Regions from separate parts of the Homo sapiens genome. Here region 2 is linked to region 1. The links are chromatin contacts, found by Hi-C in ENCODE. All regions are on one chromosome and are shown on one strand. The core of a region is the stretch at or near the end of the contact, and the rest is flanking DNA. Distances in the headings are between cores, read along the strand shown.

The links. Hi-C counts contacts between places; a loop is a spot of excess contacts on that map. Pooled maps may share reads with other maps.
Region 2: a map with no recorded cell type shows a loop between it and region 1 (22-fold over the local background). The contact joins the enhancer-like site here to the promoter of LINC00173 in region 1. A Hi-C loop is called at or near these places in 3 of 37 single-sample maps with no recorded cell type and 2 of 50 pooled maps.

The regions. Positions count from the first base shown.
Region 1 is chr12:116,531,281-116,535,015 of GRCh38, forward strand. LINC00173 (long intergenic non-protein coding RNA 173) reads left to right here and starts at 2,155. Exons shown (of 3, transcript NR_027346.1): 1 at 2,155-2,336. RefSeq lists silencers at 1,966-2,167, 2,072-2,121 and an enhancer at 3,530-3,735.
Region 2 is chr12:118,033,416-118,037,150 of GRCh38, forward strand. It overlaps WSB2 (WD repeat and SOCS box containing 2), which reads right to left. Exons shown (of 9, transcript NM_018639.5): 6 at 2,923-3,095; 7 at 1,799-1,909; 8 at 1,571-1,678; 9 at 1-943. The coding sequence ends at 781. It also overlaps a transcript of RFC5 not described here. Among named protein-coding and RNA genes, the nearest start is that of RFC5, 19 kb to the left of the region's middle. RefSeq lists enhancers at 2,198-2,257, 2,268-2,317. Within about 2 kb of position 1,596, at least 4 of the 41 ENCODE cell types and tissues checked have a DNase peak (open chromatin) inside an H3K27ac peak, as active enhancers do.

The DNA of each region.
Region 1 (3,735 bases), core at 905-3,404:
GACAAAACCCCTTCTCTACCGAAAATACAAAAATTAGCCAGGCGTGATGGCGCACTCCTGTAATCCCAGCTACTCGGGGGGCTGAGGCAGGAGAATCGCTTGAACCCGGGAGGCAGAGGTTGCAGTGAGCCGAGATTGCGCCACTGAATTCCAGCCTGGGGAACAGAGGGAGACTCTGTCTCCAAAACATAAATAGATAGATAGATAAATAAACAAATAAATAAATGCAAATATTCAAATGAAAACTTACCCACAATTGTTCATAGAGCACTATTCACAATAGCCAAAAGGTGGAAACAACCCAAATGACCCCTAGCCAGTGAATGGATCAACAAAATGTGGTCCATCCAGGCAATGGAACAGCACTGAGCCATAAGAAGAAAGGAAGCACTGGCATGCGCTACAGCATGGATGAGCCTTGAACACATGATGCTGAGTGGGAGAAGCAGACACAAAGATTATATATCGTAGGATTCCACTTACATGAAATATCCAGAACAGGCAATCCATAGAGACAGAGAGCAGATTGGCAGCTGCCAGGGGCCAACGGGAGGGAAGAATGGGAAGTGACTGCTAATGGGTACCGAGATTCTGTTTGGGGTGATGGAAAACTTCTGGACCTGGCCAGGCATGGTGGCTCACCCCTGTAATCCCAGCAGTCTGGGAGGCCAAGGTGGGTGGATCACCTGAGGTCAGGAGTTCAAGACCAGCTTGGCCAACATGGTGAAACCCTGTCTCTACTAAAAATACAAAAATTAGCCAGGCGTGGTGGCAGGCACCTGTAATCCCAGCTACTCGGGAGGCTGAGGCAGGAGAATCACTTGAACCTGGGAGACAGAGGTTACAGTGAGCCAAGATCATGCCACTGCACTCCATCCTGGATGACAGAATGAGACTCTGCCTCCAAAAAACAAAACAAAACAAACAAATAAAAAAAAAAAAAAGATGGTGGCAGCTCACACCTGTAATCCCAGCAACTGGGGAAGCTAAGGCAAGAGGTGTGGCAGCTCACACCTGTAATCCCCAGCAACTGGGGAAGCTTGAGGCCAGGAGTTCAAGACTAGTCTGGGCAACATGATGAGATTTGATCTCTACAGAAATAAAAATAAAAATTAGCTGGGCATGGGGGCAAGCACCTGTGGTCCCAGCTACTCAAGAAGCTGAGGCAGGAGGATTGCTTGTGTCCAGGAATTCAAGGCTGCAGTGAGCTACGATCACACTGCTGCACTCCAGCCTGGGCAACAGAGGGAGACCATGTCTTTAAAAAAAAAAAAAAAAAAAAAAAAAAGATGGCGCTAGAGAGACAGTTGATACAGGGTATGGATGGTGACCATCATTGATCATCATGGCTGCTGGTGGGTAGTGGATGGGAGTGAGAACAGCATTAAGAGGAAGGCCAGTGATGAGGCGGGGACAGTGGTCCAGGAGGAAGATGCAGGTGGCCTGGACCAGGGGGCACACAGTGAGCCACGTGTGTCAGGCAAAACCAAGAGGGCTTAGTGAGGATCTGGATGCACAATCATTCAATATAGACTCAACTCTGCCCCTCCTATTCAGCACCTGTATGCACTTATGGATGGGAGGAGAGTGTTGGAGGGAGAAAGTATATGTTCTCATAGGGATGCTGAAGAACAGGTCAGAAGACCCCTGGCTTCAAATTTTGACTTTTTCATTGCCAGATCCCGAGAGAGTAACTTCGTTTCTTTGTGCCTGTGTTCCTTCCCCTGTAAAATCAAGGCCCCAACATGCACTTCATAGGTCGTTGTGAGACGGGGACAACAGCACCTGCCCTGGCTACCTCCTAGGGCTCTTGGGAGACCCAAATGAGTTGTTAATCCTTCAAGGACAACACAGATCACGTTGCTGGGCTGATGTCATTGCTTTTGGAAAGCAGGTCCCTTGAACAGATTCTCCCAAAGCAGTGACTTTAGGAACATCTCGAAGGCGACAGATTCCAGTTGTTAAGGCTACGATGAAATAGCAGAAGACTCTGGGAAGCAGCGTGCAACGAGTGGCAAAGGAGCCCCTAACGCTCTTTCTTCTGTGCTCGCCCCGCCCCCTCCGGCGTGGGCCCCGCCCCGACTAAGCCCCAGCCAGGCCCCGCCCCCGATGTTAGCGCAAGCCACGCCTCCTCAGCTCCCAGCCTTCTGGGTCCGAGGCTCCCACCTGCTCTAAGCGCTTGGTACCAGGGAGGGAATGGGAGGACGCTTGCGGGATAGGGAGGCGGGGGCTGGAAATTGGCAGGGTGAGAGCTGGGGAAACTAGTCTGGGACGCAGCCCTCCTTGTCCCCCTTCTTCATTCACCCCCTTGTTGAGGCCCTTGGCTTTTGCATAATGTAAGTACTTATTTAATGCGTGTGCTGGCTCGAGAGCTCTGCATTTGTCTTTCTGTCCTTCATATGCCAGTGTACCTCCGCCTTCTGTCTGTCTAGGTGGGAGCTCCTGGAGAGGAGGGTGCTTCCCAGCAGTTGCTGTTCGACCCCCAGCCCCGGGCCAAGGGCACAGAGAGAGAGACAGAGAGGCTGGGGCTGCAGTGGGGGTGGGGAGGTGGGAGCTGGGGCGGGGCGGAGGGAGCGAGGGGGAGGAATGAGAGCACCATATGACAGGCTTGTGGAACCACATCTGATGCCAACTTGGATGCTGTCCTTTTTCTCCAATAAAAGGAACTTTTCACTTGTTTTTCAGACACCCTTTAAAAAAATGTATTTAAAGAGGCTGGTTCCTATCCATCCGACTGGAGGCATCTCAGTGCAAGAGCAAAGCTAAGTCCTGCACACGCTCCTCCCCTCCTCCTCCTCCTTCTCCCCCCAGGTTTTCCCGAATGTATCTACTCCGGTTACAACTAGACGCGGCCCCTCCCCCACCTGCCTCCCCCCTTCCTTCCCTCGATCGTGGAGGGAGCGTTCTCTGTGCCTTCCCAAGTCCCCGTGGGGGACCTTCTATGTTGGAGTGGGGGGAGGGGGGGAGGGTCATATAACGAAGGCCAGAAAGAACAAATTAGATAATCAAAAGAATTATAGTAATTGCTTTCACTTTCCCCCGCCCGCTCAGCGGATTCCCTCCCCCGCCCCTCCCCTGGTTTTTCTGTCTGTCGGGAATACTCGGTCTTTCCGACCCCCTCCCCTCCCCCAGGTTCCTCCTCTCCTCTCCCCTTGCTCGCGCGTTCCCTCTCTTCCTCCGTTTTCTGGTGTGCTGGAACGTTCAGCGGAATATGATGAATGATCACCTGTCACAGCTTGTTTATTATAATGCAGGCAATCAATTACACATCCCCAATGCTGGCCGGCCCGCAGGAAATTTATATGCTCAGCACAAACCAATGTGAAAATGGAATCTCATTTGCCAAATGTCTTTCTCCCCGTACAGCACGATGATTACAGTCTGTGTTTGTTTCAACAGTCGTGTACAACTGACAGTGCCATCATTTACTGCCTGGCTCAGGTCACGTTACTCTAAGGCTTTATTTATGGTGTTACGAAGGGCAGCACAGGAAAAGGACAAGGGTGTCTGTCAGGGATGGCACTGTGTTAAAAAGTGGGCGTGCAAGGGCCGCATTCCCGGGCAGCCGCTGCAACCTCAGCCCCTGGGCCCTTACCTCCGCAGCCTCTCCCAGCATCCAGCTACCCAGACTCCAAGGCCCCAGGCGAGAGCCAGCTCTCGGTACCTGGAGCTCCACAGGTCCCAGAATCGGGGTGGATCAGAGTTCAAATTCTGGTTCTGCTACTGTCTAATTGC
Region 2 (3,735 bases), core at 346-2,845, 1.5 Mb after region 1:
CAAATAAATATGATGCTAATAAATGGCCACTGATAACTCAGTAGCCATCTGAATAGTCATGCGGTTTAAGAATACATCCTTGTATAATCTGACATACAAATTTGTCATTTCCTGCACATGCACACCATTGTTAAAAAAAAAAAAAAAAAGCCAGTAATAGTGTCTGGATCGGTCAGGAGCACGGCCTCTGAGTCCCCTGTAATTTAGTTAAGCTAAATTAATACCTCATACCAAATGGCTCCAGGAAAACTGTCCTGCAGGTCAGAAGGGAGCCCAAGAAGAAAAGCACTTGGCCAACATCGAAGCAACTCTGACCACAGCAGGAGAGAACTTGAACCAATGCTACCACTGCATCAGAAACACAAGGATAGGTACTAGGCAGAAGCCATCGTTCCCAGCGGAGGGAGTGTGAGCTGCTCTGCCACTAGAGAGGCTCTGGAGGCCTACTTAGTTGCATAATCAAAACAACATCAGTAACTGCACTTTGAATCAAAACAAGCAGAAAGAGTTCAACACTTGCTGTTCATAACTGGACTGAAAATTTAACGTAAGGCTCTGTTGCCGTGCAAGTGGAATCTCTTCCTCTAAGACTGACTTTCACATGCCAGGGAGAGAAAGATCCATGACTAGTACACTGGAATCTGGTTTTGCTACATTCTATTCACAATCCCAAAGAAATGCTATTTCAATGCAAGACCAGATGTTTGGCCCATTATTCCAGCAACTCCCTTTGACAGGACGATTTACCCTGCTACAAAGAAGCACAAGATGTGGTGTTGCTTAAAAAGTCCTGTATGTGAGGAACTCTTTCATTTTCTTGGGGATTGGCAGTGCTAGGACTTGGTAAGTTGTTAGGAAACTTCGAAGGGCTTTCCGGCATAAGTGCTTCAGTGAGGACAGGACCCTAGGAGCTGTCCAGAACTGGACGTGGCCATCTCTTGTCCTAAAATGAAACAGAAACCGATGCTAAGACAGAGCTTGGATGTTCATGTTTTCATGAGGATGAATACTCATGTTTCTGTTTTGACTGCAAAGAGCAGGAGACTTCGGAGAGTGAAATGTAACCCTGACTGTGGAAATGGATGTAAAATTGTGGTGCTGAATAATTAAAGCTGCTGATAGGATTAGAAAAACTCAAGACACCTGTGATACCAAAGCGCTCTCTCTGTCTCTCTCTCGGCACAGCCCTTTCTAAATCTGACCACAGTTAGTTCAAAAGTATAAGGGGGAAGAGTGCCACCTACTGAATTATAGATGTTACCTGTAAAGTGGTCTTTTAGCCCTAAATGGTTTCCCATATATTATGCATCATCTCAATTTTATTCTCCCTTGTGAACTTGGCCCATTAGGTGGCATGACTTACAGATCTTTAATTACATTTAGGTTAAATATTCAGAGAAAATGGGACACCGTTATTAGCAAAATCGATCATTTGAGTTTTATATAATCTTGAATTGCCTTAAAGCTTTCCTCATAGGCAAGAAAATTCTAGATGGTTTCTTTCCTTAAAAAGCTCCATGGTATACTCAGCAGAAAGCACCACCCATCTGTTCAGCTAACAAATACATACCCTGTGGCAATGACTCCACCATGTGGAAAAAATGTGCAGCAAAGCCCATTGGTCATAGGAGCAAATGCAATGGGAGTTTTCAGTTCCAGGGCCCAGATCCTGAGGAGTCTGGATGGGGAGAGAGAACATCTGGATATTAGCTGACCCAGGGCCAGACCAAGAGGGCCTTGCTGCCATTACTTGCAAGCACTTGTTCTGAGGCCATGTAAAGAGAGTTCTCTTCGTTACCTGTCATCTGCCACCGTGGCAAGGTACAAGCCTTCTGGAGAGAAGCACACAGATCTCAGTGAGCTAATGTGGACGTCACTGTCATCCATGGCGGGGTCAACCTGGGTGTGGCTGGGAAGGAAAGAAACAGGATGGCAGGCCTGGAGTGATGGCTGCTCTCCACCCTCCATCATCACCCTAGGCAGGAAGCCAAACTGCCCTGGCTACAAAAGGGCTCAAGATGCATTGTGTGCCCCTCGTGGAAAAGCTTGGGATTTGCACACTGGGAAAAAAAAGGGTATCTCAGAAGGCTCCAGGTGTCCTGTGGATGAAGGGTTACTAACACTTCCTTGTGCTAATTTGCTTATGCAAAGTAGGTCAGCCCTCACTTTAATGCCACAGTAGAAACTGCAAGTCTTTTTTAGGCTAAGATACATGATAATTATAGGACTGCCTATTATTTGCTTCATAAAACAACAGACACAAAAGGAAAAAGGAGACCAAGTTTGTGAGAACATGAAACTCATTTTGGAAAGCACAGTTTCGATAAGAGGCTCTTTCTGAACTTGTTACTACAGTTATTAGTAAATGGAAATAAAGAGTCATATTGAGGCTTCATAATGCTGATTCCGAAGAAGTACACACAGCCACCTGAATCAGGAGACTGGAAGACACTCAAAGCTACTTGAGAGGGCTTAATTGACAAGGCATCACTAAGAAGCAATGAACCAGGCCAGGCGCAGTGGCTCATGCCTATAATAGCAGTTTGGGAGACTGAGGCGGTGGATCACCTGAGGTCAGGAGTTTGAGACTAGCCTGGCCAACATGGTGAAACCCCATCTCTAATAAAAATACAAAAATTAGCCAGGCCTGGTGGCGCACGCTTGTAGTCCTAGCTACTCGGGAGGCTCAGGCAGCAGAATCGCTTGAACCCGGGAGGTGGAGGTTGCAGTGATCCAAGATTGCGCCACTGCACTCCAGCCTGGGTGACAGAGCGAGACTCCGTCTCAAAAGAGACCCACTGTGCCTTTTTATCCAGCTTGTCCCCTCCCATGTCCCAGATTCTAAAAGAGACATGTCTAATCCCAGGCAGGTTCCTCATCAGTCCCCCCACAAAAAAGTCATAGCAGGGATTCAGTCCTTACTGGAGTGACCTCAGCCTTTCGCCGGTGTAGGGGTCCCACATAATCACATTGGTATCGTAAGAAGCCGTGACAAGCAGGGCAGAGTCGGGGGAGAAGTCACAAGAGACAACACTGCTTTGATGGCCCTCTAGCTTCCGAATTAACGTGTAGGACCTCATGCTCCATAGAAAGACCTGTGGAAAGTAAGAAGTGCCTGGTTAGGGCAGAAGCAAAGTGCTTAGGACTCAAACGGAGGGAGGGAAAGGTACCACCACCAAATCTGCAGGCCCTGCAGCCAGGGCTGATTCTCTATCCCTTTTCTACAGCTCTTCCAGAACGTGTGGTGTAGGTTTAAATAAGGCAACTGGTCTGGATTCTTGAGGATTTAAAACAATGGGCATGCTCAAGGAGCTCACTATAAGAGAGAATAAACCAGATCAGCCTTAGGAAGACCCCTGCTGAAACGCATGTGCAGAGACTTCTGAGTCTGCTTCTGAGTCCTGTTTGCCAATAGGGTAGTCGTATGTGCTGATGAAGACCTGAGCCAAGTGCTATCTTATTCCACTTAAAAATAAATGTCAGCGGCCAGGCACGATGGCTCATGCCTGTAATCTCAGCACTTTGGGTGGCTGAGGTGGGTGGATCACATGAGGCCAGGAGTTCAAGACCAGCTTGGTCAACATGGCAAAACCCCATCTCTACTGAAAATACAAAAATTAGCCAGGCATGGTGGTGCACGCCTGTAAGCCCAGCTATTTGGGAGGTTGAGGCAGAAGAATCACTTGAGCCTGGTAGGTGGAGGTTGCAGTGACCTGAGATCACGTCACTGCACTC